4 separate regions of the Homo sapiens genome follow, and all the other regions are linked to region 1. The links are chromatin loops, found by intact Hi-C in ENCODE. Cell type or tissue: A673. All regions are shown on one strand. Region 1 has its middle 20 kb from the start of YES1. Region 2 overlaps CLUL1 (clusterin like 1). Region 3 overlaps YES1 (YES proto-oncogene 1, Src family tyrosine kinase). Region 4 has its middle 24 kb from the start of THOC1.

The links. Hi-C counts contacts between places; a loop is a spot of excess contacts. Peaks named below come from ENCODE experiments on the same cell type or tissue, not always from the same donor. Only the 100,000 strongest peaks of a DNase experiment are listed, where the experiment ranks them.
Region 2: a loop joins it to region 1, with 7 times the contacts of the local background. A loop is called at or near these places in 96 of 110 quality-filtered maps.
Region 3: a loop joins it to region 1, with 6 times the contacts of the local background. A loop is called at or near these places in 102 of 110 quality-filtered maps.
Region 4: a loop joins it to region 1, with 5 times the contacts of the local background. A loop is called at or near these places in 22 of 110 quality-filtered maps.

Annotation. Positions count from the first base shown.
Region 1 is chr18:828,109-836,108 of GRCh38, forward strand. It overlaps the pseudogene BOLA2P1. Among named protein-coding and RNA genes, the nearest start is that of YES1, 20 kb to the left of the region's middle. RefSeq lists an enhancer at 2,216-2,782. In A673, CTCF peaks have their summits at 3,018 (motif pointing left) and 4,269; DNase peaks (open chromatin) are centred at 2,383 and 2,983; H3K4me3 peaks cover 1,225 bases; H3K27ac peaks cover 2,468 bases.
Region 2 is chr18:620,828-628,827 of GRCh38, forward strand. It overlaps CLUL1 (clusterin like 1), which reads left to right. Exons shown (of 10, transcript NM_001393344.1): 5 at 4,038-4,205; 6 at 6,270-6,702. It overlaps LOC105371952 (a long non-coding RNA gene), which reads right to left. Exons shown (of 7, transcript XR_935082.4): 6 at 3,693-3,919; 7 at 1-3,380. Among named protein-coding and RNA genes, the nearest start is that of CLUL1, 28 kb to the left of the region's middle. In A673, a CTCF peak has its summit at 3,366 (motif pointing right); a DNase peak (open chromatin) is centred at 3,364; H3K27ac peaks cover 378 bases.
Region 3 is chr18:738,298-746,297 of GRCh38, forward strand. YES1 (YES proto-oncogene 1, Src family tyrosine kinase) reads right to left here. Exons shown (of 12, transcript NM_005433.4): 5 at 7,651-7,754; 6 at 7,411-7,560; 7 at 4,963-5,118; 8 at 4,621-4,800; 9 at 1,438-1,514. Among named protein-coding and RNA genes, the nearest start is that of ENOSF1, 30 kb to the left of the region's middle. RefSeq lists an enhancer at 3,627-3,696. In A673, a CTCF peak has its summit at 3,723 (motif pointing right); a DNase peak (open chromatin) is centred at 3,774.
Region 4 is chr18:288,335-296,334 of GRCh38, forward strand. No RefSeq gene overlaps it. Among named protein-coding and RNA genes, the nearest start is that of THOC1, 24 kb to the left of the region's middle. In A673, a CTCF peak has its summit at 4,142 (motif pointing right); no DNase peak of the experiment used is centred here.

The sequences.
Region 1 (8,000 bases):
CCTCCTGAACAGCTGGAACTACAGGCGCGTGCCACCATGCCTGGCTAATTTTTATATATATATATATACGTATATATATATATATATATATGTATATATATACATATATATATGGATATATATGTGTGTGTGTGTATATATATATATATATATTTTTTTTTTTTTTTTTTTTTTTGTAGAGGAGTGGTTTCTCCATGTTGCCCAGGCTGGTCTTAGACTCCTGGGCTCAAGTGATCTTCAGGCCTTGGCCTCCCAAAGTGTTGGGATTACAGGCATGAGCCACCACGCCCAGCCTCATTTACATTCCTGTCTTCAATTCCTAGTATAGTGCCTGGTATGTAGTAAGCATGTGATAAAAATTTTAAGAATATTTAGGGCCGGGCGCGGTGGCTCACGCCTGTAGTCCCAGCACTTTGGGAGGCCGAGGCGGGTGGATCATGAGGTCAGGAGATCGAGACCATCCTGGCTAACACGGTGAAACCCCGTCTCTACTAAAAATACAAAAAATTAGCCGGGCGCGATGGCGGGCGCCTGTAGTCCCAGCTACTGGGGAGGCTGAGGCAGGAGAATGGCGTGAACCCGGGAGGCGGAGCTTGCAGTGAGCCGAGATTGCGCCACTGCAGTCCGCAGTCCGGCCTGGGCGACAGAGCGAGACTCCGTCTCAAAAAAAAAAAAAAAAAAAAAAAAAGAATATTTAGTATTGTTGTCTCTGAGAAAAACATAAGTTATGTATCTAAATTCTGTAGCCCTATAAGAAAATCTGTGTGTGTGTGTATATATATATTATATATATATATATATTTTTTTTTTTTTTGAGACGAAGTCTGGCTCTGTTGCCCAGGCTGGAATGCAATGGCGTGATCTAGGCTCACCGCAACCTCCACCTCCCGGCTTCAAGCGATTCTCCTGTCTCAGACTCCCGAGTAGCTGGTATTACAGGCATGCACCACCACGCCTGACTAATTTGGTGTTTTTAGTAGAGATGGGGTTTCTCCATGTTGATCAGGCTGATCTCGAACTCCTGATCCCAGGTGATCCACCCGCCTCAGCCTCCCAAAGTGCTGGGATTACAGACATCAGCCACCACGCCTGGCCGAAAATCTGTATATTTTTAATATACAAAGTTTAAGAACAACTAAGTTTTATTTATGCAAAAATGTTTATTTGATTTGAAATGAAACTTTGGAGAAGTTATAATAGCAGAAGTCAAATGTCTTCTTTTCCTTTGTGTTTCTTAATTATGTTGCCTTTTTAACCTTTCATTCTAAAATAGTTTCTATGAACAACTAAACAAGACATGATGGTTGACTCAATCAATAAAATATACAGTATGTTTGCATCATGACATATTTAGATTTCAGTGGCACAAATATAATATTACGTTATGCCAAATAATACTTTATATTTTTCAAATTATTTTATTATCACATTTGATCCGTATAACAATCTTAAAAGATGAATAGGTAGATGTCACTACCCCCATTTTACAGGCGAGGAAACTGAGGAATGAGAAATGCAAACCAGTATGCCAGTCACCAAGTGTCAGATTAATTACTGAGCTAGAGGCCAAACGAGGTGGCTCAAGCCTGTACTTGCAGCACTTTGGGAGGCCGAGGCAGGCGGACTGCTTGAGCTCAAGAGTTTGAGACCAGCTTGGGCAAGAAAAAGAATTAGCAGGGTGTGGTGGTACATGACTGTAGTCCCAGCTGCTTGGGAGGCTGAGGTGAGAGGCTCGCGTGAGCCCGAGAGGTTGAAGCTGCAGTGAGCTGTGATTCTACCACTGCACTCCAGCCTGGGTGACAGAGCAAGACCCTGTCTCAAGGTGATGAAATGATTAGAATTATCCCAAATCTACTATCCCGAATGGTATAGTTATTTTGTATCATTGTATAATTTTCTCCTGCTACTCATTCCTTCAGGTTCTAAGGGAGAGTAAGTTCTAGTTGGTTTCCAAAAGCCCCAACTTAAATGGCTTCCTGGCAATTTTGATCTTAAAGATTGTCTTTTTTTAAGCTGGCCAGAGCAGCTGGCATAAAGAGAGAAAAAAAAGATTATGTCTTTTCTTCTTCTCTCTCTCTCTCTCTCCTCTAGTACCTAGAACACATGCAGAAGGTGCTTAGTATACTCGTGAGCAATGAATACATAAATAAAATGAGTTTAGAAGAGACCTGGGAAAGTCTGGGTAGTGGAATGGGAATACTCTTCTTTGTTAGAAGATAATAGATACCTCAGCACTGGGACATCAGCAGTGATAATCCTGCGTCACAGTTGGTGAGAAGCAGCGGGAAATCAGGGGGAAAGGAGGTAGAGGCAGGCACAGTGGCAGCCCAAGGAAATGAAGGCAAACTGTGGTCATGAGACCAAAGACAAGGGGAGCTGGGGAAGGGAATGATGTCATCAGAACAACAATAGAGGAAGATGGTTTTGGCAGCAGCTTTTGAATAGACTTTGAAGAAAAAAATCAGAGAGAGGGGAAAAAGGAAACGGGAAACGGAAGTCTGTTGAGAACTCAGCATGACATTTGGAGTGGGTGGAGAGCTTCCTGTATAGCTTGATGTTTGGAACATCTGGTCACCTCTTACAATAACAAAACCTTAGAAATTTCAAGCTTTCTCAAGTGGCCAGCTTAGAATGAGTGTGAATTCCATGGCCAAACCGTCATTGCCAGAAGACAGGAATATCTAAAGAAAGAAAAATTCAGACAGAAACTGACTCTTAACACTGAGAACACCCCCACTAGTTTTTTGATGTAAGTAGTCCTATTTGTCAATGTATCTATGCTTTATTTTTGGAATACAGTATTGGCTTGGTATTAAATTTAAAGTGTTAAGTCTACTTTAATTCAATTATCTCAAAGGGCTAAGGTTAATCAACAGATTTACAAAGAAAGCAATTGTTTTCAAAGCTTATGATTTTCACTACCCATTTTTCTGGTGTATTAATTTTTGCTAGAGTCCATACCTTGTTTCATTTGCAATATTGGCTGAAATTTTCCACAACTCAATTGTGCCCTCTAGTGTTTATTAGCATTTAGTGACGGCCACTTTGGATGTTTGTTTGTTTGTTTGTTTGAGACACAGTCTCGCTCTGTTGCCCAGGCTGGAGTGCAGTAGCATGATCTCGGCTCACTGCAACCCCCATCTCTCAGGTTCAAGCGATTCTCCTGCCTCAGCCTCCCAAGTAGGTGGGATTACAGGTGCCCGCCACCATGCCCAGCTAATTTTTGTATTTTTAGTAGAGATGGGGTTTCACTGTGTTGGTCAGGCTGGTCTCGAACTCCTGACCTCGTGATCTGCCTGCCTCAGCCTCTCAAAGTGCTGGGATTACAGGCATAAGCCACTGCGCCCAGCCCAATCCCAGGTCTTCAGACAAGGTAAACTCATTGTCAACCAGAAAATGTTTAAATTCACCTATAGCCTGGAAGCCCCAGCTTTGAGCTGTCCCACCTTTCTGGACCAATCCCATGTATTTATTAAATGTATTTGATTGATGTCTCATGCCCCTCTAAAATGTATAAAACCAAGCTGCACCCCGACCACCTTGGGCACATGTTCTCAGGACCTCCTGAGGGCTGTCTCATGGGCCATGGTCACTCATATTTGGCTCAGAATAAAACTCTTCACATATTTTAGAAAGTTTGACTCTTTCTGTCGACAATAGGGAGGTGCTGTAGGATGTTAGGCACATTATTACCAGCTTCGCCATGTTTTTGAAAGTTTTTATTATAATTCTATTGCTAATAGTGTGGTTAACCTCCATATAATAATACAGTAGTCCCTCCTTGTCTGTGAAGAATACATTCTGAGATCCCCAGTGGATGCCTGAAATCGCTACAGTACCAAACTCTATAGATACTGCGGTTTTTTGTAGATATAGACACACACATATCCCTATGATAAAAGTTAATTTATAAATGAGGCACAGAAGAGATCAACAACAATAACTAGTGATAAATCGAACAATTTTAACAATATGCCAGCATCCCTACCCTTGTGCTTTGATGCCATCATTAAGTCAAAGAAAGCTTACGTGAGGGAAGTGGCTCCTGTAAGGGCGCAAAGCAGCGTGGCAGGGGTCCGAGCTGGGGTTCTGTCCCCGCTGGGCTGCCGCCCCAGCTGGACTACCGCCAGGGAACTCAGCGCCAATTACCTCCAGGAGAAGCTGCAGCGGGACCTGGAGGCGGAGCATGTGGAGGTGGAGGACACGACCTTCAACCTGTAGCTTCCGAGTCCTGGTGGTGTCAGCTGCTGCTTCAGAGACACCAGCTGGTGAATGCGTGCCTAGCAGAAGAGCTCCCACACATCCATGCCTTTGAACAGAAAACCCTGACCCCAGAGCAGTGGGCCCGTGAGCAGCAGAAATGAGGGACTGGAAGCTGCACAGCCATTAAATTATAAATCTGGACCCCCCCCAAAAAAACAACAAAAAAACTTACATGAGCACACACTCTTCAATACCGTGACAGTTGATCTGATAACTGGGCCAGCTACTAAGTGATTGATGGGCAGGTAGTGTAGACGGCATGGAGACACTGGACAAAGGGATGATTCACAACCAGCCCCAAGCAGGAGGAAACAGGACAGCGAGAGATTTCATCCTGGTTATCAGAACAGCGCGGGAAACTTATTAATTGTTTATTTCTGGAATTTTTCATTTTTTTTTTTTTTTTGAGACGGAGCCTTGCTCTGTTGCCCAGGCTGGAGTGCAATGGTGTGATCTTGGCTCACTGCAACCTCTGCCTCCCAGGTTCAAGTGATTCTCTTGCCTCAGCCTCCCGAGTAGCTGGTATTACAGGCACCTGCTACCACACCCAGGTAATTTTTGGTATTTTTTGGTAGAGACGGGGTTTCACCACGTTGGCCAGGCTGGTCTTGAACTCCTGATCTCAGGTGATCCACCCGCCTCAGCCTCCCAAAGTGCTGGAATTACAGGCATGAGCCACTGCGCCTGGCCAGAAGGCTGTATTTTGTATGACTATATTTATATGACATTCTGGAAAAGAGAAAACTGTAGCTATTAGGCACTGTTCTAAGTACTAGACAGACAATACGTGATGATGCTAGTCTTTGAAATAGAAAACACAGGAGAAAAAGCAGGATAGCAAAGGGGGAAATGATTACTTGAGTGCTGGGCATGTTGGGTTTGAGGTGTTTGAGGGAAAGCCAGTGGAAGTGTCAATGGGAGGCAGAACTCAGGAGCACTGCCAGGGCTGGAGATAGATTTGGGAATCAATAACATGTAGATAAGAGCTGAAGCTGTGGAACAAATGAGATTCCCGAGAGAGAGAGAATGCGGAGTGTCCACTTAGTCCAGCCCCAGCCCTGAGCTGAGCCAAAGGGATGAGCAGGAATTAGCTAGGAAAGAAGGCCGAAGAGGTCATTTCAGGCGGAGGAAATAGTGATAGCAAAGAAACCTGCAGGTCCCTGGGATCAACTGAAAAAGCACAGGATTTGTAAATTTAGAAAGGAGGGCTAGGCATGGTGGCTCACACCTTTAATCCCAGCACTTTGGGAGGCTGAGGTGGGAGGATGTCTTGAGCCCAGGATTTTGAGGTCAGCCTAAGCAAAATAGAAAGACCCCCATTTCTACAAAAAATAAAATAAAAATAGCTGGGTGGCGTGTGCCTGTAGTCCCAGCTACTCCGGAGGCTGAGGTGGGAGGATTGATTGCTTGAGCCCAAGATTTCAAGGCTGCAGTAAAGTATGATTGCACTGCACTCCAGCCTGGGTCATAGAGCAAGATCCTATCTCAAAAAAAAAAAAGAAAGAAAGAAAGAAAAAAAAATTTAGAAGGAGACTTGGTTGTTTTTTTTTTTTTAATAAAGGATTACAGCCTGCAAGGTGGCCGTTCTGACAGGTTGGGAAGTATAGCCTCTGGGAGAGGCTGAAAGGCAGGTTTTTCAAGGGAGACGGGAATTATGCTGAGGGGGTTGGCCAAACATACATATTCAACAGGTTACAGGAGGAGCTATGAATGTTCATGAAAGGGGTCCTGAAGCATGTAGCAAACGTGCATGTTACATGTGACCCATGTTCACTTTGGAGCGGAGACTTAACATTTAAATGTATTACAATTAGGGCCTATACATCAAAAGGTGAAGCAGGGACATGAAGCCTCTCAAGTGCACAGCTTCTGTAAACTGGCCAGAACCAGTCCACAGTTGGCGGCCTCTTATCAGGAGAAAGTAACAGAACTCAGTCTCTGGTCCAGTCAAAGCTGTAGTGATGGCTGGTGGAACGAGGAGTCGGTCTAAGTGTCTGATGGTGGCTGAGCTGCAACTGCTTCAACATTGCTCATCTCAAGGCCAGTGCTTGTTTAGCTGCTAGAGAAAAAGAAAACCCTGATGGCAGTGGGAACATAGTTTATTCTTTAATTCTAGGGAGTACATGACTTAATCCTTGCCTGGCATGCATGGCCTTAGGTCCTGTTTATAATGTCGTATCTTATTGCCACAAAAAGTCCATTGTGTCAGGATTATGAGCTCCATTTTAACATGAATGCTGGTCAGATTTTGTGCCAAATCTGCAAAAGGGAAGGGATATAATGAGGTGTGCCTGCCCTCCCATTCTGTCATGGCTGGGAACTCAGTTTTTTAGGTTTCTCACCGGCACGGTGGCTCCCGCCTGTAACCTCAGCACTTTGGGAGGCTGAGGTGGGTGGATCACCTGAGGTTGGGAGTTTGAGACCAGCCTGGCCAACAGGTGAAACCTCGTCTCTACTAAAAATACAAAATTAGCCGGGTGTGGTGGCACATGCGTGTAATCCCAGTTACTCGGGAGTCTGAGGCAGGAGAATTGCTTGAACCTGGGAGGTGGAGGTTGCAGTGAGCCGAGATCGCGCCATTGCACTCCAGCCTGAGCAACAAGAGCAAAACTTCACCACGAAAAAAAGAAAAAAAGGTTTCTCGGGGGTTCTCTTGGCCAAGAGCAGGTTCGTTTAGTCCGTCTCTATGAATCTGACTATTCCAGTACCTCAGTGGACTCATACAGAATTTATTGTCAGTGTCTGGCTTATTCAGATCAGTGGTTCCTTTTTTTTTTTTTTTCTGAGTCAAGGTCTGATTCTATTGCCCAGGCAGAAGTCCAGTGGTGCAATCTTGGCTCACTGCAACCTCTGCTTCCCGGCTCAAGTGATCCTTCCACCTCAGCTTTCTGAGTAGCTGAGACTACAGCCACGCGCCACCGCACTGGCTAAGTTTTGCAGAGATGGGGTTGCGTCATGTTACCCAGGCTGGCCCCGAACTCCTGAGCTCAAGCGATCTGCCTGCCTTGGCCTCCCAAAGTGCTGGGATTACAGGCATGAGCCACCATACCCGGCCTCCACAAGTGATTTTGCTGCTCAGTCAGGGTTAAGAACCATTGATCTGGGGTGGGGGGAGGGGGGAGGGATAGCATTGGGAGATATACCTAATGCTAGAGGACGAGTTAGTGGGTGCAGTGCACCAGCATGTCACATGTATACATATGTAACTAACCTGCATATTGTGCACATGTACCCTAAAACTTAAAGTATTTAAAAAAAAAAAAAAAAGAACCATTGATCTGAGGTCGGGCACAGTGGCTTACACCTGTAATTGTAGCACTTTGGGAGGCCGAGGTGGGCAGATCGCTTGAGCTCAGGAGTTTGAGATCAGCCTGGCCAATATGGTGAAACCTGTCTCTGCTAAAAATACAAAAATTAACCAGGCATCATGGCACACACCTGTAATCCCAGCTACTCGAGAGGCTGGGGCAGGAGAATCACTTGAAGCAGAGGTTGCAGTGAGCCAAGATTGTGGCACTGCACTCCAGCCTGGGTGATAGAGCAAGACTCTGTCTCAAAAAAAAAAAAAAATTCACTTTTGGAGCTTTGAAAACCTGCTAATGCCTGGGCTATGCAGCTAGCGATTCTGACCTACATGGTATGAGGAAGGCGTCAAACACCTGCATTTAGAAAGAGCAAGTGAGAATGCCTGTTGTAGAAGTAGAAGATGGGAGGGGAATAGCATGACATGAGCTGCA
Region 2 (8,000 bases), 210 kb before region 1:
GACATTAATAATTAACATCACACTCAAAACAATGACTTTTTTAAAAAAGGTTATCTTCAAACATTACCCTTAAATCAAAGAGGAAATTAAAACTGTAACAAAAATAATTTGGAAAATATTTTCAATTTTAATGTTGAGAGTAAATTACTTTTTAAATTTATTTTTATTTTTTGAAAAATGTTAAGTTGTAAAATACATATAACAAAATTTACCATCATAACCATTTTTAAGTGTAACGTTCAGTAGTGTTAAATACATTCATACTGTTGTGCAACCAATCTCCAGAATTATTTTCATCTTGCAAAAACTGAAAGTCTATACATATTAAACAATGCCCCATTCCCCCCACCCCAGTCAGATTTTTAATTTAAAAATACAAGTGGAAGTTCTAATATTTTCTATCTATCCCTCTATCTATAAAGTTGGGGGCCACTGAATTCCAGATTGCTGCTTACATCTTTTTACTTCTGAGGATCATGGCCTCTGGGAGTCCGTTAAGCAACTGGAGCCGGGTAGTGTGACAGGCTGACCCCAAAGCTGTGTGTCAGCGTCACCGGACTGGTTGATGTTGCAGCCTCACCTACTGCCCTGAGTCAGTCAGGGTTCTGGCAAGGAAAGGAGAATGCCTGACCAGCAGCTGCAAACCCTTCTCCCTTTTGGCAGCAATCAAAAGATTTTGAGGAAATCTAAAATAGCTCCTCATCAGGAAAATGTGGAAGCCCCTCCAGCTGGGATCTTCCCTGGTGGGCTTGTGAGCCTGGCCATCTGGGAATAGAGACACTAGATAGCACTCATACACTCTTCACAAAACACATTATCACATGGAATGTTTTGAACATCTGGGTAAACCACTACTTTCATTTTATAGCTAAGAAAACTGGGGTTTGAGATGTTTGTTAATTAACATGTTACTCCAACACTGTAATGAATGAACTGAGATAAAGTCAGCAGATGTGTGCACGGGGGACCCAGTGATTTTCCGCTTTTCTCACTTCCCTGAACCTCCTGGCAAGGAGGACAGGGTATACAGCTTTAACAAGAATATTCCACTTTGGGTGGGTCAAGTAAGCAAATGTGGATTTCACTTCTGGCCCTGAAGAATCCAAGCAACTAGTAGAATTTTTGTTTATTCTTAAAAATCTTATTGTACAAAAATTCATTGAATTATACTCTTAAGTTTGAGGCACTCAATTAGAAAGTTAATCGGAAAAAAAAAATCTGTTTAACCCTGAGTATCCCTCCCTAAAATTACTTAAAGCCTAGAATAAAGGTCAGTTTAGACAAATTATGAATTGGCAAATATGGTGTTAGCAACCCTAGTCTCCCAGTATTGAGCCCCACCCATTCTCAAGAGTACTGCTCAGTGGTGACCCAGCATCCTCACTGTCCCCTTCCTCCACCCCTCCTTATTAATATTTAGTGAGACTATCTGAAACTTATTAAGTAGGAAACCCTAGAGAAGGTTAGAGTGACTTGACCTCCAAATCAGGTTTTATTTGTATGTGTTTTTAATGAAATGGGGTCTTGCTATGTTGCTCAGGCTGGTCTTGAACTCCTGGGCTCAAGGGATCCTCCTGCCTCACTTCCCGAGTAGCTGGGATCACAGGCACTAGCCACCATGCCTGGCTCAATGCCAGGTTAATATAGCGCTTTTGATAAACTGTCATCTATAGGAATAGAGTTATAAGCGTGAATCTGCCAGTTGGTACAATGTCTAGCAGGAAACGGAAGGCGTCGATAGGATATTCCTTAGGAATGTTTACTAGACAGAGGTCTACTTCTTCCATGGCAATGTTTCACTTCCAAAACTTGGGACCTGTGATTTGGTAACTGTTTTTTGTCCTGCTTCTGGGCAGTGAATGGAAGGAAGCCTGAGAGATACTAGTTATTATACTGGACTAGTTATAATAACAGATGTCTTGCCTATGATAATGGATACTAGGTATAATAATAGATGCCTTGCTTGTTTAGCTCATTTAATGCAAAGACCTTGAGAAGTAGATACTGTTATTCCTATTATTCTTATTTGCAAATGAGGAGACTAAGGCTTATATGTATTAAGTAATTTGCCCAAGGGTACACAGCCACTGTAGTTTGGAATTGGGAATATTAGGATTTTGGCTTATGAGGACAATGAGCAGAATATGTAAAATTGGGACTGATTGAGAAAATCCTGGAGGTATTGTTACTTGCCTTGGAGAAACAACTTTTTTTTTTTTTTTGAGACAGAGTCTTACTCTTGTTGCCCAGGCTAAAGGACAATGGCACGATCTTGGCTCACTGCAACCTCCGCCTCCTGGGTTCAAGCGATTCTCCTGCTTCAGCCTCTGAAGTGGCTGGGATTACAGGCACCCACCATCATGACCAGCTAATTTTTGTATTTCTAGCAGAGACAGGGTTTTACTATGTTGGCCAGGCTGTTCTCAAACTCCTGACATCAGGTGATCCACCCGCCTCAGCCTCCCAAAATGCTGGAATTACAGGTGTGAGCCACTGCACCCTGCCGAAAAACAACCACTTTAAGATGTAAGATTCAGCCAGGTGAGGTGGCTCATGCCTGCAATCCCAGCACTTTGGGAGGTCAACCTGGGCAGATCACTTGAGGCCAGGAGTTCGAGATCAGCCTGGGCAAAATGGTGAAACTCCGTCTCTACTAAACATACAAAAATTAGCCCGGCATGGTGGCACGCACCTGTACTCCCAGCTACTGGGGAGGCTGAGGCAGGAGAATCTCTTAAACCTGGGAGATGGAGGTTGCAGTGAGCTGAGATTGCACCACTGCACTCCAGCCTGGGCGACACAGCCAGACTCTGTCTCAAAAAAAAAAAAAAAAAAAAAAAAAGATGTAAGATTCCAAAATTGTTCTACAAAGTCCAAGGACACACACACACTCCTGTCTGGGTCAAAATGTATATTGGCAAGCTGGGGCCCTGGCAGTTTTCTTACGTGGATCATACCAAATGCTACGTGGCTTAGCAGCCAAACTTTACAATGAGGACAACTGACAAATCCTAGCCAGGCAGAGAAGATGTGGAAGATTGTCAGTGCCCAGGTGATTCTTTGGGCTTAATACTCCAGGAAAGGGTCATTTCCATTAGCTCTGAGGCTGTCTTCTTATGGCCAGATCCACTATACTCACTTCATTCCCCTGCACGATATCTCGGCATGGAGGGGGCTGGGGTTCAGAAGTCCACACTTGCAGGGAAGCCAGAGGTTTGGGCAGGGGCACAGGAAGAAAGGTCTGTTGCACCATGGTGCTGACCCGTGAGGCACTCCAGGGGCAGGGCTGAGGCTCGCAGGGACAGGTGCCACTGCTGCTGGGCTCCTCACCACCCAGAGCAGGACTTGGCCAAGTACAGCAAGCACCACAAGGGGGAGCACTGGGAATATAAACAAGAAGAACAAAGCTTGTTTATATTCCCATTTATATTTATTTAATATTACATTATATATAAATATATTTATTATATTACATTCTAATTGCAGAGATGCCATCCTGCGTCTCGGCAATTACAATGTAACTCAACGGGAACATTTAACTTGACATACAAGAATTGTACTTTCTTGCAATGTTTAAGGATATACAACAATTAAAGACAGCATAAATGAAAGAATTAAAATGTACCAGCTTTATAAACTGTAAAGCCCACTTTCCCCATGCACCAGTGGATGAGAATTGAAGACAGACTTACCGGTAAATAGGTAAATCACAGTTGTTCCCAGATCGGGATGGCATCTTCATTGTCAGGTCACCCACACCTAGAGTAATGTCTGTCACATAGCAAACACTCAGTAAATACTTATTGAACAAATGAATGAACAGATGAATAAGATTTACAGTCTTCAATAGGAATCAATCAGTGCTCTTTTCTTAAACTAAACAGAAAGCTTTGGGGGAGATCTGACAGCTGCGAGGCACCTGAAGGAGAAAGAATGAAAAAGCAGTTTAGAATGTATACATTTCAAAGGGTGAAATCAACTAAGGTGCACATAGATTATGAAATGGAAATTGGACTTTTGTTTCTACTTTTAACTAGGAGGCCCTGAAACTTCTGAATGAAGTTCAAGAACATCTGGAGGAAGAAGAAAGGCTATGCCGGGAGTCTTTGGCAGATTCCTGGGGTGAATGCAGGTCTTGCCTGGAAAATAACTGCATGAGAATTTATACAACCTGCCAACCTAGCTGGTCCTCTGTGAAAAATAAGGTAAGAGAAAAAGAGAGCTCAAGATTTCACAGTTCTTGAGGCACCTATTTCAGCTTACTTTTTTATTAATTTATGTTAATATTTAGAACGGAGATGCCTGATCTGATAGGGGCCTTTTGCTTTCTAGAATCTAATACTAATGTTTACATACCATCACCTGTGTATACGCAATTTATAAGGTAGAGCACCCATTCAGTGGTCACTGAATGCATCTCTTAAAATATCCTGGCTTTCTGCCTTGTATTTGTTATTTGTGAACATGTTCCCACTAGATAGTAAGCTCTTTGAGGGCAGGGATCATATCTTATTTGTCTTCACTTATGCATTGGTGGCATCCAGTAAATGTTTACCAAATTGCATTTGGAATCATAGCATTGCAGTCTCTGATTTCAATCCACATTAATTTTTCCTTCTGGAGGCCAAATATTTAAAGATACTCTCTGCCTCCCAAATCTTACCTTCAACATGCTTGCCTCCTTATGCATAACACACACACACACACACACACACACACACACACACACACACCCCTTCATGTCCCCTTTTGCCCTACCCATGTATGTAGGACTGGCATGTTTTCTTTTTTGTACCCTTTGGTTATCTTCTGAGCAGAGGGATCACAGAGGGTGGTGACCTGAATAGGATGAGCTCTGCCCCACTAACGGCTCCAATTAAGCTAGATTTTTCTCCCCCTTCAAGAAGTGAGCTGAATACAAAATTGAGTGGAATTTCACGCTCCATATTAGAGCACATACTAATTAGGGTATGCTCCTGGCTTGGCAATGCCGTACTCAATTACAAAGGGAGCAACTACTAAGATAATGAATGCGCCAAGTTAATTTGCCTCCACTATTAATTGCATCTGCTCTATTTTTAGAGCTACTGTCGCCTGCTAATACACCAGAATATGGTGTAATCAGCACCAGCAGGAAGTCAGGAGATATGGGGACCATTCCCATCTGGGTCAGTTGTGTGATCTTATGAACATTTCTTGGGGCTTTAAAGGTTTGTTTTTGTGGATGAAGAGTCAAGTAAACAGAAGCTGGTAGAGGGAGAGGCAGACAATCCACCCAAATTCTTTTCTTTATTTTTTTTCATGAGACAGGGTCTGGCTCTTTTGCCCTGGCTAGAGGGCAGTGGTGCCATCTTGGCTTACTGCAGCCTCCACCTCCTGGGTTCAAGTGATTCTCCTGCCTCAGCCTCCTGAGTAGCTGGGATTACAGGCGCCCACCACCACGCCTAGCTAATTTTTGTATTTTTAGTAGAGACAGGGTTTTACCATGTTGGCCAGGCTGGTGACCTCAGGTGATCCACACACCTTGGCCTCCCAAAGTGAAAACTTGACCTTTTTAGGCTATTGGTGGGCAATGTAAACCAGGAGAAATTTCAGATCCTGTTTCCATAGGCAAAGGCAAAGTCAGGTATAAGAGGGTTAAGAAATTATCTTAAAGTTAATTGCCTCATACTAGCTTGCCCAGAATTATTCTTGATTTGAAATGACTACTGTAAGTTGACTTTAAAATTTGCAATAAGAAATGGTCCAGGGCCGGGTGCAGTGGCTCACCCCTGTTATCCTAGCACTTTGGGAGGCCAAGGCATGTGGATTACCTGAGCTCAGGAGTTCGAGACCAGCCTGGGCAACACGGTAAAACCCTGTCTGTACTAAAATACAAAAAAAATTAGCCAGGCATGGCGGTGTGCAACTGTAATCCCAGCTACTCGGAAGGCTGAGACAGAAGAATCACTTGAACCCAGGAGGCGGAGGTTGCAGTGAGCCGAGATGGTGCCATTGCACTCCAGCCTGAGTGACAGAGCAAGACTCCATCTCAAATAAGAAAGAAAGAAAGAAAGAAAGAAAGAAAGAAAGAAAGAAAGAAAGAAAGAAAGAAAGAAAGAAGGAAAGAAGGAAAGAAGGAAGGAAGGAAGGAAGGAAGGAAGGAAGGAAGGAAGGAAGGAAGGAAGGAAGGAAGGAAGGAAAGAAAGAAAGAAAGAAAGAAAAGAAAGAAAGAGTCGAGAAAGAAAATAATTTTTTATTCCATTTCTGTCCCCTACTCTACTCCACAGATTGAACGGTTTTTCAGGAAGATATATCAATTTCTATTTCCTTTCCATGAAGATAATGAAAAAGATCTCCCCATCAGTGAAAAGCTCATTGAGGAAGATGCACAATTGACCCAAATGGAGGATGTGTTCAGCCAGTTGACTGTGGATGTGAATTCTCTCTTTAACAGGAGTTTTAACGTCTTCAGACAGATGCAGCAAGAGTTTGACCAGACTTTTCAATCACATTTCATATCAGATACAGACCTAACTGAGCCTTACTTTTTTCCAGCTTTCTCTAAAGAGCCGATGACAAAAGCAGATCTTGAGCAATGTTGGGACATTCCCAACTTCTTCCAGCTGTTTTGTAATTTCAGTGTCTCTATTTATGAAAGTGTCAGTGAAACAATTACTAAGATGCTGAAGGCAATAGAAGATTTACCAAAACAAGACAAAGGCAAGTATTAAAAGATTACTTTTACTTAGAGGTTTACACTAAAGTCAAGTTTTGTTTAGCTTCAGAAATGGTAGACATTTCTGAGTCACATTGTATAGCATTTCTTGAAGAGACAATTTATGGAAAATGTTTCAGAGCCTCTTAAAAGAAGCTTTGAAGTCTGCTAAACACCATCCCTCTTCCATCATCGTTGAGAACTGAACTCTTTCTAGAGCAAATTTTCAAAGCAGAAAGAAAAAATGCTAATAGGTTGAGAACTTGAAAAAAAAAAACCAGTTCCCTCATTTATTATTTCTTTATTTATTTTATTTTGTGACGGAGTCTCACTCTGCCACCCAGCCTGGAGTACAGTGGTGTGATCTTGGCTCACTGCAACCTCTGCCTCCCAGGTTCAAGCAATTCTCCTGCCTCAGCCTCCCAAGTAGCTGGGACTACAGTTGTGCACCACCACGCCCAGCTAATTTTTTTGTATTTTTAGTAGAGACGGGGGTGTCAGTATCTTGGCCAAGCTGGTCTCAAACTCCCGACCTCAGGTGATCCACCCGCCTTGGCCTCCCAAAGTGCTGGGATTGCAGGCGTGAGCCACCATGCATGGCCATTTCCCTCATTTATTAAAGCTCATGTAGATGCTCAGCTCTATTCTGCTAAAGCATCAGAGAGCTTCTTTAAAATTGATCTGGAATCCTCAACTCCCAGTTTGAGAAGCCCACTCTCACATATAACCAGAGCAATTTAGTGCCCTCCTCTGAATCACTACAATCATTCCTTAAATCATAAAATGTATGCATAAAACCACAAAAAATGCTCATAAACCCCAAACTACAGAAATATTAGATAAGAATTGCCTTCTACCAACACTAATCATGCCTCATGGCATCCATGTTGGAGACACAATGCTGCTTTATGTTTTAAGGCGGCAGATATCTTCTGTGGGCTTCTATGGAGTAAGTTAGATACCGCATTCGAGAATGAGAATTGCCACGAGGGTCAAGTGTAGGATCTGCATTTCCTTTGTCACTGTATTGACCCCTAAGCCAGGTTGAAGGCTGCTCCCCTCTGAGATGAAAAATAAAATGGGCTCCTTCTATCTATTTTTCTTTTTCTTTTTTCTTTTTTTTTTTTTTTGAGATGGAGTGTTGCTCTGTTGTCCAGGCTGTATTGGTGTGATCTCGGCTCACTGCAACCTCTGCCTCCTGGGTTCAATCAATTCTCCTGCCTCAGCTTCCCGAGTAGTGGGGATTACAGGTGCCCGCCACCACGCCTGGCTAATTTTTGTATTTTTAGTAGAGACAGGGGTT
Region 3 (8,000 bases), 90 kb before region 1:
GTTTTCACTATATATTTAAAACAAAAAGTCAGAAGAGTAAAAAAGTCCCATTTTAAACTGTATATATACCATCTTAATTCTTGTGTTGGACTATAGTAAATAACAAATTCAGGCCAGGTGCAGTGGCTCACGCCTGTAATCCCAGCACTTTGGGAGGCCGAGGCGGGCAGATCACGAGGTCAGGAGATCAAGACCATCCTGGCGAACACGGTGAAACCCCGTCCCTACTAAAAATACAAAAGATTGGCTGGGGGTGGTGGTGGGCGCCTGTAGTCCCAGTTACTCGGGAGGCTGAGGCGGGAGAATTGTGTGAACCTGGGAGATGGAGCTTGCAGTGAGCCGAGATTGCACCACTGCATTCCAGCCTGGGTGACAGAGCGAGACTCCCATCTCAAAAAAAAAAAAAAAAAAAAAATTCAGCATACACTTTAGATTACTAATATTTTCTTTGGAACAGCCCTCATCCATTTTAATTTTCTTAAAATTATCTGTTGAAATATAAATACATATAGACTTTACATTTGTGGAAACATCTATTTTCTTGAGATGGAGTCTCGCTCTTGTTGCTCAGGCTGGAGTGCAATGGCGAGATCTTGGCTCACTCCAACCTCCGCCTCCCGGGTTCAAGCGATTCTCCTGCCTCAGCCTCCTGAGTAGCTGGGATTACAGGCGCCCGCCACCACGCCTGGCTAATTTTCAGTATTTTTAGTAGAGACAGAGTTTCACCATGTTGGCCAGGCTGGTCTCGAACTCCTGACCTCAAGTGACCCACCCACCTCGGCCTCTCAAAGTGCTCAGATTACAAGCGTGAGCCACCGCACCTGGCCTGGAAACATCTATTTTCTAAGAAACCGTATGATACAGGACACCACTGGACTAAGAGTTAGATAGCTGGTTCTAATACTCGTTCTGTTACTAACAAGTTTTGTGAATTTTAGATACCTCTCATCTTTTGATACTTCATTAATCTGTATCATTAAGAGCTCACATTGGATTATCTCTGACGTTCCTGCCAGTTCTAAAATTCCATTATTGGCCAGGTAATCCCAATACTTTGGGAGGCTGAGGTGGGAGGATCCTTTGAGCCAAGGACTTTGAGACTAGCCTAAGCAACACAGAGAGATCCCTGTGTCTACAAAAAAAATAATTTTTTAAATTAGCTGGGAATGGTGGCCTGTGCCTGCAGTCCTAGCTACCCAGGAGGCTGAGGCGAGAGGATTGCTAGAGCCCAAGAATTCAAGGCTCTTCAAGCACGGAGCTATCAGTGCACCACTGCATTCCACCCTGGGTGACAGAATGAGACGCTGTCTCTAAAAAATAAAAAATAAAAATAAAATCCCACCATTTCACTACACATACTATAATATTCTGGTAAGATTATTCCACATTTTAATTTACACTTTTAATTCAAATGGATACATGTATATATACAGATACCTGAGCAGCCATATCAACCAGCTGTGGAAGCTTCAAATACTTTCCATCTCCTTCCTTAAGGAAATCTAATAAGCTTCCTGTAACAGACAGCAAGATATTCATAAAAAATAAGCAAATCTTATATTAGGATTGAAATGAATACTCCTCCACCCCAAATCACAACACAAAACTTCTTAGCTTTTCATTTTTTTTAAATTTTGTGCAGTTTTGCAGTTTCCAAATAATTATCTAGGTCCTAGAAGAGGTCTCTAAGCTGAAATTTTGAAAACTTCTGATAACACATGCAAAAAAAGAAAATGCATTAACTTTACCTGACAAGAGGCATTTTTTCCTCGCTTTGATCAATATCCCAATTCTGATTCAAAAAGTAGTATTAAATACTTACATATTTTTAAGTAAATCTGAATCAAGAATTCAGACAACTAGGAATATCTTGGGTGTGGTTAAAACTAAATATAGGTAGCTAAATGAGTCGCTGTGGAACTACTGCTGTGACCAAGCTCTCTCTCTGAAAACTACAAAGTACTATGAATAACAGCAAAGAAAAAGGCTAGAAGTCTGATTACGGCTTCACTATTATTTGTTAAGGCTTATAATCAAGAGAAAACATCACACAAAACCAAATTAAGGCACATTTAAAACATAAAAGTGGTCTATTCTCTTCAGAAGTAACAATGCTATGGAAGACAGAGGAAGGTTGAGGAATGGCTCTAGATTAAAGGAGACTAAATAGAAATGACAACTAAATGGAATGCCTGACCATAAACTGGATCGGGGAAGTGTAGTTGGTGGACTGGTCCAGAGCTAGGGAGACCAAATTCCAGGTCAAAGAGAAAACATGAAAAAATCATGAAAACAAAGAGCAGAACAGTGGGTTTATGCTGGAGTGCATGGGACAATGAGTTTGGACAGATTATAAAGGGACAAGTGCTAAGTGAATACCAAAATGAGGAATTAAAGAGTTTTAAAAATAGAAAGGACTTTTGTTATCTTGTATTCTAAATCTCTCCCGCCTGGAAATAATTGTACCCAGTGGTCTGACAACACAGAATTTTACCATGTTCTCCCAATTAAATAATTCTTAAAATTAATATACAGAGCTAAATGGGCTATTAGCCTTACCTTCATTATATTTCTTATGTTCCAATATCTTTTTTAATTGTTAAAGTCTTTATTTATTTGAAACGGAGTCTCACTCAGTCACCCAGGCTGGAGTGCAGCGGTGTCATCTTGGCTCACTGCAACCTCTGCCTCCCTAGCTCAAGCCATTCTCGTGCCTCAGCCTCCCGAGCAGCTGGAACTACAGGCACAAGCCACCACGCCCAGCTGTTTTTTGTATTTTTAGCAGAGACGGGGTTTCGCTATGTTGGCCAGGCTGGGATCGAACTCCTGACCTCAAGTGATCTGCCTGCCTCGGCCTCCCAAAGCGCTGGGATTGGAGGCATGAACCACTGTGCCTGGCCTGCTTCCAATATCTTGATTTAAACATCTTCCCTGTCCTTTTCTCCTTTTTTTTTTTTTCTTTTTTGAGACAGTCTCATTTTTTCACCCCAGATGGGAGTGCAGTGGCACAATCACAGCTCACTATGGCCTTAACCTCCTGGGCTCAAGCAATCCTCATGCCTCAGCCTCCTGAGTAGGGAATACATGTGTGTGCAACCACGTCCTGCTAATTTTTTTAGTTTTTGTAGAGATGGGGTTTCACCATGTTGCTCAGGTCAGCCACCATGCCTGGCCCTCCCTTCCCCTCTGGTTCATCTAATATACTCTTTGAAAGGGCATATTTGGGCTGGGTGTGGTGGCTCACACCTGTAATCCCAGCACTTTGGGAGGCCAAGGCAGGCTGATTGCTTGATCCCAGGAGTTCCAAACTAGCCTGGGAAACAGGGTGAAATCCCATCTGTAGAAAAATACACAAATTATCTATGTGTGGTGGCATGCACCTGTAATCCCAGCTACTCAGGAGGCTGAGATGAGAGGATCGCTTGAGCCCAGGGAGGTCCAAGCTGCAGAGAAATGTGACTGCACTCCACCCTGGGGGATAGAGTGAGGCCCCACCTCACAAAAAAACAAAAACAACAAACAAACAAGCAAACAAACAAAAAAATGTCATATTTGGCAACTGTTTGCAGTAGACATTCCTTCCAAAGAGCGCCAGGTGCTTTGGGTCTTTAGGTGTGTTCTGGCTATCAATTAATAGGCTGTATAATTTCTTAACTTTTGGTTTCAGTCCCCTTTTGAGGGGAAAAATTTTCCTACAGCAAATATGTAACTTGTAGTTGTCCTTGTCACCACTAGATGGAACTACATCATTGACCAAGACACACCACTGGAGAGGGTGACATAATTAGTGACTACTGTATATTATTGGTTCAAGAGTAAAAATAATAATAAAGCAGATGAAATCAAACACATAAAAATCAGGCCTGTCAGCTTATCTGCTGACTTACTAGTTCCTCTAAGTACCATCTGCACAGGGAAAAAGAGGAAAGAGTATCAATCTTCTCTTTATCCTCCCCCTAACTAACCCTGTTACTGAAGATCCCATCTTGTGGTCTAGAGTTAAGGAAAATGAAGAAACTTCCATTGAAGGTAGTGGGGAGGCCAGGCACAGTGGCTCATGCTGGTAATACCAGCACTTTGGGAGGCCAAAAAGGGAGGACTGCCTGAGGCCAGGAGTTCAAGACCAGCCTGGGCAACATAGTTGAGACCCCAGTCTCTATTTAAAAAAAAAAAAAAAAAGAAAGCAGTGGGGAAAAAAGTTCCTAGAAGTCCTGAATATAGGAATTATGTTTATATTAAAATGAGAAAACTAATTCATTTTAACTTTACCTTATTTCTTTGCTTTAGTACTAAAAATGTAAGTATCTTTCTGATTTTATCATTTTAATTAAATGTGTACAAACACTTTCTATTTTTCACCTTTCTAGCTTTTCCATTTGTTTTAGTCAAACTTAATTTCAAAATTAATTCAGCCTGCCTACTTTTCCTTTTAAACGTCATACTATCCTCTGGAATAACTGGATAATCACTATTCCATTAAACAAAGTGTCAGGTTTCTTCTATCCAAATATGTCTACATAAAAATCTTAAATTAGAAAACAGTATAAGTCTATATGCATACAAATCAAGACTCTTAAAAACATTATCAACACAAATACCTAAGGAGATACTAATACATACCTTTTGACATAAATTCAGTGACAATGTAAATTGGTTCTTCAGAAACAACAGCATATAGTGGAACAAGTTTATCATGTCTTAATTTTTTCATTATCTGAGCTTCTTGAAGGAAAGCTTCTGGCATCATTGTACCTGGTTTTAGTGTTTTGATTGCTACTTTCGTGGTTCCATTCCATGTTCCTAAAGAAATAACACATTTTAGGAATTTATATTTTAAAGGATTTTAGACCAAACTTCAGTGAACAGCACTTCTCTTAAATATTGAAACATATTTTATCATAAATTGTTGCACTTTAATCCACAGCTAAACAATGACAGAAAACAAAAATTCAGGCTTCTTACCCATCCACACTTCGCCGAAACATCCTTGTCCTAGTTTAACCTCTAGTCGCAAAGATTCTCGAGGGATTTCCCAAGCATCTTTTGCTAGACCTTGAGTCTGAGGTTTCACAGTTGGACACACAGTTGTCAACTTGTGGCATAAACCATCAGCATGTTCTAGATAAATGAATAAACTATACTGTAATATCAATTACAAAAATTAAGGGGCATATAGTGTATCAATGTTTTAAGTTTAAACTGTAGAAAAACAAAAACAGAAGTCCTTTCGAGTTTTACTCTAAAAGCACAAAACAAAAAGGGAGTTGTCCATAAGCAGCAAAACATGAAATATACATAAGTGAAACATTTTGTAAAATTTATTTTTAAGGCCGGGCAAGGTGTCTCACGTCTGTAATCCCAGCACTTTGGGAGGTTGAGGCAGATGAATCACGAGGTCAGGAGTTCGAGACTAGCCTGGCCAATACAGTGAAACACTGTCTCTACTAAAAATACAAAAGTTAGCCGGGCATGGTGGTGCATGCCTGTAGTCTCAGCTACTAAGGAAGCTGAGGCAGATGGATCGCATGAACCCAGGAGGCAGAGGTTGCAGTGAGCCAAAATTGCGCCACTGCACTCTAGCCTGGGTGACACAGTGAGATTCTGACTCGAAAAAAAAAAAAATATATATATATATACATGTTATTACTTACTACTTAGTATGTATATACTAATATATAGTAAATATATTGTATTTACTACTTAGTATGTATATACTAATATATAGTAGATATGTTAGTATATTTACTAAATACTTAGTATAACTTAAAATATATATTTTTTTAAGTTATTATTTACTAAATACTTAGTATGTTCCACTATTGTGCTAAATTAGCACTTCACAAGTATCTCATATATAAATGAAGCTTTGAAAACATACGCAACTTTCCCCTAAGGCCCTGCAGTTAGTAAATGGTAGAGATGGGATTCAAATCTAGGTCTGTCTGCTTCCAAAGTTCTGCCTTTGTACACTGGGTTTTATTAATTCTCAAAGAGAATGTTATCATTAAATGTTATTATCTAATAGCCACTAATTTGTAAGAGGCATACCAAAAAATCAAGGAAAAAGTTCATTTAGGATCATTTAGGAGATTTTTTCTTTTTTTTTTTTTGAGATGGAGTCTCACTCTGTCGCCCAGGATGGAGTGCAGTGGTGTGGTCTCAGCTCACTGCAACTTCCACCTCCCAGGTTCAAGTGATTCTCCTGCCTCAGCCTCCCAAGTAGCTGAGCCTACAGGTGCATGCCACCACGCCTGGCTAAATTTTTTTATATTTTAATAGATAGGGTTTTGCCATGTTGCCCAGGCTGGTCTCAAACTCCTGACCTCAAGTGATCTGTCTGTTTCGGCCTCCCAAAGTGGTGGGATTACAGGAGTGAGCCACCACGCCTGGCCTTTTTTTTTTTTTTTTTTTTTTTTTTAAGAGATGAGGTCTTGCTATGTTGCCCAGGCTGTTCTTGAACTCCTGGCCTCAAGTGATCCTCCTGCATCAGTAGTTGGGATTAAAGGCACAATCCACATGCCTAACAGGAGACTGATTTTTTTAAATAAGGGAGACACAAAGTCAGGGAACCCTAGATTCATAACAGCTTGACTTATGAATTCTGCTTATACAATCTTTCTTATTATAAATGAGACATGTTCTCTCCTATTCTCACTAAAATAACCACATAAATTCACATTGTGACAAAGGCAATTACAAGTGATGCCACTGCTTGGTAACATGCTTGATCAATGTCAAGATTGCTGGCTGACTTGATAGACTCAGTTTGCAGCTAGCTGTCATTGAAGACATTACCATGGAAACATCCCCTCTCCTAGTATTAATCATGTAAAGACTTTCAGGTGCATTCATATGCCAAATTGGTAATGAAAAATTTTGAGACAGAAGATTCTAATATTAAATACCTTCAGAGGTCCTTGAAAGACAAAAATGTCTATAATTGCTATAGGTTAATTTTCTAGGATAAGAAAAATGCATCGTCAGACCAAATTTCACTGGATTTATACTTTAGGAAAGCTTATGCGATCCAGCCCATGCAGAGGAAGGTAATCCTTCTGACATAGCTTTTTCTGTTACCCAATGTTTAGTTTTACTTACTAAGTGCCCATAAATATTTGCTTTTAGGTTTATTTTCATAAGGTACATGTGGTGAAATGAACTCCAATGTAAATACTATGCCAGTAAGATATAAGGACCCAAATGATGAGAGTCTATTAGCACATTATCTGAGTAGCACAATGCAAGTACTAAGTATTACCTGTTCCTCCCTTTAGAATACAACAGACATTTATTGGGCATGTATTATGTGTAAATAAGTGTGTTAAATCTTAAGAGAAATGAGGATATGGATTTTGTCCTCATAAACTAGAATATGAAGAAATAATTTTTACCTTTGAAATATTCACATACCTGTGTAGTGTTTCACCAATTTCTGCAGAGTATCAAATTGTGCTCTGGTTGTGATATAGTATCCACCATTGTCAAGTTTCCTAATTTTGTAGTGTTTCACATTGTCACCCCTTATCTCATCCCAATCACGAATAGAAAGGGAATAAGCACCTGGGTGAAAAATAAATACTTTCACTATATCTTTCTCAAAATACTGCCCCAAGAAATTTTATACTTATACTAATATAACAATATTCATACCTTTAGTTGTTTCACTCTCTCTTACTAAGAAAATACCTCGTTGATTTCCAGGATTCAAAAGTAATCTTTCAGCATCTTTTCTCCCCATTTTGCCAAAATACCATCTGGAAAAAAATTAAGTGTTTTGAATTGAAAAGTATGAGGTTCAGAAAAATTATACAGAAGTGTCAGTAAGAATGGACTGGGATAGGTTTGGACGACAAAGAATAGCTAGAGAACATGGCTCAAAATACAGGAAAATGTAAGAGTTTTATTGATTAAATAGTAATATCACAAATATTACTGTTAGAATATACTCTTACAGTATTTCTATATATTAACTACTCAATGTGTCTCTCAAAACTCCACCT
Region 4 (8,000 bases), 540 kb before region 1:
AACATTATTATACCATACTTTTACTATACCTTTTCTATATTTAGATAGGTTGAGATGTACACTTACCATTGTGTTACAATTGCCTATGGTATTCAGTACAGTAGCATGCTGTAGTCATAGGCTATTCTATATAGCCTACATGTACAGTAGGCTCTACCATCTAGATTTGTATAAGTATGCTCTAGGATATTTGCACAACAACATCACATAACAGTGCATTTCTCAGAACGCATCCTCATTGCTAAGCAACACGTGACTATATTATACTTTTCTCATCTTTCCTCTCCTCACACCCATTTACTCACCAGTCAGTCTCAGCTACTCTCAGTTCCTTTCATACCTAATAACTTTTGCATATGTTTTTGCTTCTTCTTGGAATGTCTTTCTCCTCTCCTGTAACTGGTCAAATCCTCCTTTATTTAAGACTCAGCTTAGGCCAGTCATGGTGGCTCACACCTGTAATCCCAGCGCTTTGGGAGTCCGAGGTGGGCAGATCACTTAAGGTCAGGAATTCGAGACCAGCTATTGCCAACATGGTAAAACCCTGTCTTTACTAAAAATACAAAAATTAGCCAGGCATGGTGGTGCCTATAATCATAGCTACTTGGGAGGTGGAAACGGGAGCATCGCTTGAACCTGGGAGGCAGAGGTTGCAGTGAGCTGAGATCATGCCACTGCACTCCAGCCTGGGTGACAGAGGGAGGGAGACTCCATCTAAAAAAAAGCCTCTTCTTAAATTAAGCTGTAGTTATCCCTCCCTGATCCATTCAGTTCTGTTCATTGCCCCTGCTCTCAGTTACAGAGTCAGAGTCTTGAGAAGTTTTTCTTAAAATGTGTGTGTGGGAGTGGGGCAGAGGATTGGAGAGGGAATTGCCGATGTTACACTAAAAGAACCATTACCCTAAGCAATGTGGAAGTCCATTTTTAGGTTGAACCCCAATAAGGAAGTGATTCTTCTTTCCAAGAGGAGCAAAATAAGTCCATCTCTCTTAACTGAGGGTTAAAGTCACTAGGAGAGAGAAAATGCTGATTAAAGTAGTAACTGAAGTTTCCAAGTTAAAGAGAGTTACAGGGCCAAGAGAACAGACAAAGCCATTACTTGGGTTAACAAATCAAATAGGAGCCATATTTAAAGGCAAGATTTGAAATGAACTTTAAGCCCTTGCAGACATAAAGACCAAAAGGGCTTTGAAAGTAAGGGGCAACAGGCCGGGCGTGGTGGCTCACGCCTGTAATCTCAGCACTTTGGGAGGCCGAGGCGGGTGGATCACGAGGTCAGGAGATCGAGACCATCCTGGCTAACACGGTGAAACCCCATCTCTACTAAAAATACAAAAAATTAGCCAGGCATGGTGGCGGGCGCCTGTAGTCCCAGTTACTTGGGAGGCTGAGGCAGGAGAATGGCGTGAACCCAGGAGGCGGAGCTTGCAGTGAGCAGAGATCATGCCACTGCACTCCAGCCTGGGCAACAGATCAAGACTCCATCTCAAAAAAAAAAAAAAAAAACTGGAGCTAGGCTGGCGAGGCTGTGGAGAAATAGGAATGCTTTTACACTGTTGATGGGAGTGTAAATTAGTTCAACCATTGTGGAAACTGTGGCGATTCCTCAAGGATCTAGAACCAGAAATATCATTTGACCCAGCAATCCCATTACTGGGTATATACCCAAAGGATTATAAATCATTCTACTATAAAGACACATGCACACGTATGTTTATTGCAGCACTATTTACAATAGCAAAGACTTGGAACCAACCCAAATGCCCATCACTGATAGGCTGGATAAAGAAAATGTGGCACCTATACACCGTGGAATACTATGCAGCCATAAAAAAGAATGAGATCATGTCCCTTGCAGGGACACGGATGAAGCTGGAAATCATCATTCTCAGCAAACTAACACAGGAACAGAAAACCAAACACCAGATGTTCTCACTCATAAGTGGGAGGTGAACAGTTAGAATTCTTGGACACAGGGAGGGGAACATCACACACAGAGGCCTGTCGGGGTGGGGGGCAAGAGGAGGGGGAGCATTAGGACAAATACCTAATGCATGCGGGGCTTAAAACCTAGATGACAGGTTGATAGGTACAGCAAACCACCATGGCACATGTATACCCATGTAACAAACCTGCACATTCTGCACATGTATCCCGGAACTTAAAGTAAAAACAAACAAACAAACAAACAAACAAACCCCACAAAACTGGAGCTAGACTTTCACTTAGATTTGTAGCATGAATATTGCCTTTCTTATTTAGCTATTGCTTCTTCCTCCTTTTTTCTTTTATTTGCATGTATATCAGTTTTCTAGGTGCTGAGACTCTGGAAATTTCCAGGCTAAATTATGGTTCCATTTTCCTGAGAAGACTTTTTTAAAGATATGGCCTTATTAGTTCCCATTTCAAGTATTTTCTTTTTATCATTCATTTTGAAAATGTTATCAGAAAGAATGTAAATCAGCTTTTACCGAGGATGTGCCAAGTACCAGACAACTCTTTTTTTTTTCGAGACAGAGTCTTGCTCTGTCGCCCAGGCTGGAATACAATGAGATCTTGGCTAACTGCAACCTCCGCCTCCTGGGTTCAAGTAATTCTCCTGCCTCAGCCTCCCGAGTAGCTGGGATTATAGGTGCACGCCACCATGCCCAGCTAATTTTTGTATTTTTTAGTAGAGATGGGGTTTCACCATGTTGGCGAGGCTGGTCTCTAACTCCTGACCTCATGATCTGCCCGCCTTGGACTCCCAAAGGGCTGGGATTACAGGCATGAGCCACTGGGCCTGGCCCCAGACAACTTTTTCACATGCCTTTTCTCATTCAATTGCCAGCACAATCCCTATAATGTATTAATATCTCCATTATATAGAGGATGAAATAGATACTGATAGAGATTGAATAAACTGGTGGTAAGTGAGGAAGCTGGGATTTGAATAAGATCAAGGCTGATCGTACTACCCCAGGGTTTTCCAAATTTGGATGAGGTATAAATTTTGTTTTAAAGGAAGACATTTCCACAGACCCCTTCTGTTGACTAAAATTATTTTATGTTTCTTAAATAAACAAGCATAAAACTAGATGTAAACATCTCATGCCTATGGCATTTATAAAACCACAGAACTAAATCTAAGTATACAAATTAAATGGGAACAAAGCATCAATAAAATTCAAAATTCAAATTAACGTTACTAATGGGCAATGAATATCATTTTGTTGAAATGAAATGGAGGCTCGCAATATATTAGATTGATGCAAAAGTAATTGCGGTTTTCGCCATCACTTTTAATGTTTAAAGTTTAAAGCTGTTCTCTACGGCTTGGCATTTCTATCTGCTGTGGGATGATTCCATTTTGACGTTATTATTTTCTCTTTGAACTACTGTGAAAAATCCAAGATTTTTACAGCACATCGTGATAAAATTTAGCCTCTGCTGGACTCAGATGATTATTTTATTATGAAATCCATTGTTAAAGCAAACTAAATATGGCCTGAGAAGGACTCCATACTTCTATATTTGAGTCCTTGTGGATGAACTGCAACCTAACCTAACGTAATTAATTAGTAGACAAGATTAAAAACCTAATTTAGGAGTATGTGCCTGTAACAATAGATGAGTCTCGGCCAATCCCAGCGGCTGTGCTTCAACCAGTCATACGCTGCTGAGTGTTCAAACTGTGTTCAAACAAAGTAAACGCCAACCTGTAACCAATCCAGCTTTTTCTGTACCTCACTGCCGATTCCTGTATGTCACTTTACTTTTTTGTGTCTATAAATCTGTTCTGACCATGAGGCACCCCTGGTCTGAGTCTGTTGTGATTCTGGGGGCTGCCTGATTGGCGAATCATTCATTGTTCAATGAAACTCCTTTAAATTTAATTTGGCTGAAGTTTTTCTTTTAACACCACCTCTGGTCTTGTTTCATTAGTGCATGGTAATAAAAATAGAATTATGTTACTGGAATGTCTACTCCTTGAGGGTGGGTCGTTTGTCTGTCTTTTTCACTGTCGTTTTCTTAGTATCTATAATAGTGCGTGGCACATAGAAGGTGTTCAGTAAATATTTCCTGACTGTAGGAGTTGATGAATGAAGAAATACTTGGTTCTAGTACATTGTTATAGGCAAATGCAAGCCCTGAACTCTGGGGGGCAGTAACATTGTCAGATGGTCATCCAGAGGCTTAAACAATGTGTTAATATTGCTGATACAGTGTTCTGAGAAATTAATTATTGATTGATTTCTCTCTGTGATTTTCTTCTACAGCTCTTCCCTTTCTTCCTGCCCCAGCCACTCAAGCAGGTGCTTGGGTTCTATGCTGATGACCTTGTTGGAGAGATGTGATTGGTCAGAAAAGCAGCAACTGGGCTGGGCACGGTGGCTCACACCTGTAATCCCAGCACTTTGGGAGGCCAAGGTGGACAGATCATTTGAGCCCAGGAGTTCAAGACCAGCTTGGGCAACATGGCAAAACCCCCGTCTCTACAAAAAAAAACACAAAAACTAGCCAGGCATTGTGGTATGCCCCTGAAGTCCCAGCTACTTGGCAGGCTGAGGCAGGAGGACGGCTTAAGCCCAGAGGTGGAGATTGCAGTGAACCGAGATCACGACACTGTACTCCAGCCTGGGTGACAGAGCGAGACCCCATCTCAAAAAATAAATAAATAAAAGTAATTAAAAAAAAGAAGGAAAGAAAAAAGAAAAGCAGCTGTTGCTCGCAAGCTTCTTGGTTTGTGTTCCCTAAATTTCCAGATGATAGGGGCATTTCAGAGTACACCCTTCTTCAGTGTGTTGGTTATCTTCCATTCCTGCCTCCACACCTACTCTGCATCTCCACCCTTATCTGTGCCCCTGAGGGCTGACCTGTATGAATTGCATAATTGGGCCCTCTTGCCTTTTGGCTTCTGCTTAGATTTGGTCAGCGGGAGGCACTAGGCTGAGGTTGGAGGGCCACATCTCAGGGGCCACTTGTTTAGACAGATGTCATCCCTCCCACACCACACCCCCACGTCCTTTGGTGTTGAGCTCTGTGAAAGGCCATGAAATTGGGACAAAACCCTGGAGATGTGGGGTGAGGGGAAGAAAGAGACCTGAGGTTAAGTTGCCTGTCCTCCTGGTAGAATGGTAGACTCAAAATTAGAAATTAAGTTTAATTATAGAAAATTATGTATTTACATATATAGATGTGCACGCTGGGATTCATACCTTCCATGGTTTTGTTTTAAAGGTTATCATTGCAATGGAAATCCAAAACGTAAGAACTGTCGTAGTGATCTCAATGGGCTCCACCCATGAATCCAATCTGAGAAACACTACACTACATTATGCGAAACTTTGGGTTATAGCATTCTAAAAGCTGGTTTCTTGTGAGCATGAATAAAAGTTGTGATTAAAAGTTACACTCTGGGAGGCAGCAAAACATAGTGGATAAGAATAAGAAATCTGGACTCAAAATCCAGCTTTGCTACTTACCAGCACTATGATTTTCAGTGAGTTGCTTAATCTCTCTGTGCATGTTTCCTCACTTGTAAAACAACACAAAATTTTGAGGATTAAGTAAGATAATATGTGAAAATGACTTAGAATGGTGCGTATGATCTGCTCCCAATAACTGCTTTTATAATTATTATTACTATGACTTCAGTAGTCATTCAAGTGTTCCTTTATTTCACTAATGTTTACTTACCACAAACGCTGCAACGTGCAGCAGGAGGTATTCACGCAGACATGAATAAAGCATTCATCTGCTTCTAAGCAGCTGGTTACCTGTTCACCAAAAAATCTATTCCTTCTTTTTCTTGGGCATGTAGCTAGACTACATTTCTAGCACCCTTGCAGGTAGGCATAGCACATAAATGAGTTCTAGCCAATGGTTTGTCAGTAGAAGCTTTTTATATGTCACTTTTGAGCCAGGGTTTTAAAGAGGCACATATGCCCTCTTCATCCTCATTCTCTTTCTAGATTCTTGATGCAGAAGATGACAAAGCCCTGAGAAATGACAGAACCTGGGTTCCTGAATCACTATGTGGAAGAGAGCTGTCAAGCAACTAGGAATATCTACCTCACACTGAATTAGGGCAAGAAGTAAACTTCTATTTGTCTTTGAACCTTATATACTATTATAAGGGTCTGTTTGTTATAGCAACTAGTATCATCCTAATTACTGCCTTCTTCTTCTAATTGATGGAACCATGATGGAAAGGGTACATACATTGCAATCACGGATGCTGTCTATTTGGATTCAAATTTTTAGGAGAGTGGGGAAGAAGCTAGAAAAATGGGATCCTTCTACATCTTGTCTTTTTATTGAAGTCAGACCCCTTTCAGATCCTCCTGATCTCACCATTGTGTCTCACCCTGGCCAGTATTTTCCCCGACCTTTCCTTCATCATTTTCTTTGTTTTTAAGGCTCCCAGACAGCAGCCTCCTCGGTTCAACCATGAATGGCATCCGCTAAAAGTGCTGACCCCTCTTTAATATCTGGGTCATGCTTTGTGTGTCTTTTTGCATTAGTGTGATGAAAAGGACTTCCTTTGGTTCCTTTCCCAAATGATCAATTGGTAATTTGTACAGTAGGTTGAAAGGTTGATCCTGCAAAAGTTCATAAATAACATGACTTATTAATCAAAGAAATTTCATAATACACAAGGCATTTACAGTTTCTTTTAAAATAAGATTTGTGATTATTTTTGGAAAATGTTTTAAAATTCCAGATTAAGTGCACATTTACTTCTTTTTTTTTCTTTTCATACCTTTTATTTTTATTCTAGATTCAGGGAGCACATGTGCAGGTTTGTTACAAGGGTATATTGCATGATGCTGAGGTTTGGGCTTCGTTGATCCCATCACCCAGCTAGTGAACACACCACAGTACCCAATAGAAGAATTTTAAGTCCTTCCCCCTACACCTTTACTAAATGGCAAGAACAGGTAGTGGTTTCCCATACTGTTTTATCACCATCCTCCTGGCTAACTTCTTATGACATGGACAGGCACCCATGTAGCAAATCTGCATCTGCACCTAGACAGGCCTGTGCAGAGTAGACTTATGTGAACATTGGTTTGGAGGGTACTACTGTGATTCAGGACAGCTCAGGGAGGCCCGGCATGGTCAGTTCCAGCATGGCCCTGCTCCAGGCTGTCTGGAGGCCTCCCTAAAGGAAGGTGTGGGTGGTGTCCAGTTCTCTTCTTTCTCCAGGACACAGCCAGTTTGCAACCCTGGCTCAAGAGGTGTAATAACACAACTAAAAGAAAATCATAGGCTCATTTTTACCTGGAGTTGCCAACTGTCCTGGATTGACTGTTCTCATCTCATAAGCAAGCCTGAATTTCAGAAATATAAGAACTTCGGAAACATTGCAAGTTCTCTCTCTCTCTCTCTCTCTCTCTCTCTCCCCCAAGCCCCTAAACCAAAAGAAGGCAATACTTCTTAAGTTGCTATATGCAGATTCAAGTACCTATATTGATAATATTTGCTATCAGGACTTCATTTTACATTTTAAAATAATATGCCACCTCTGAAAAAAATTATTGTTTTGGCAGGTTTTCAGGAAACAAATGCTCACCATGTGAGATTTTAGAAAAAAGGAAGGGAAATTAGTCACTCAATACTTTGAAGCATCCAGCAACTTCTAAATCCCTGGAAAAATCAACACAAGGCAGACCTCTTGCAGATTTCTTAACTTTTCTCTTCTCCTAGGAGATGCCAGTGTCTCAGCTGGCTGGAACACAATTTGTGAGCCAGGATTGGCCCAATCCAAATTGTGGTTTTTCATTCTTCTATAGCAGTGGCTTCCAAATGGGCAATAACAGCCACAGCCTAAAGTGTGCACCTGAAAACTAGGCAGAGTGGGATCTGGCACTATAGGCATTTTTTCTGATCTGCTCCATAGAGGGTGTCATGTTCTGGCCAGTCACTAGAGTAGGAGTGACCACCCACTGGGCAAAGAGCTTATGGGAGAAACTATGGATTCCACAGCCTCGCATTACTCCCAGGGTAAGTTGCCA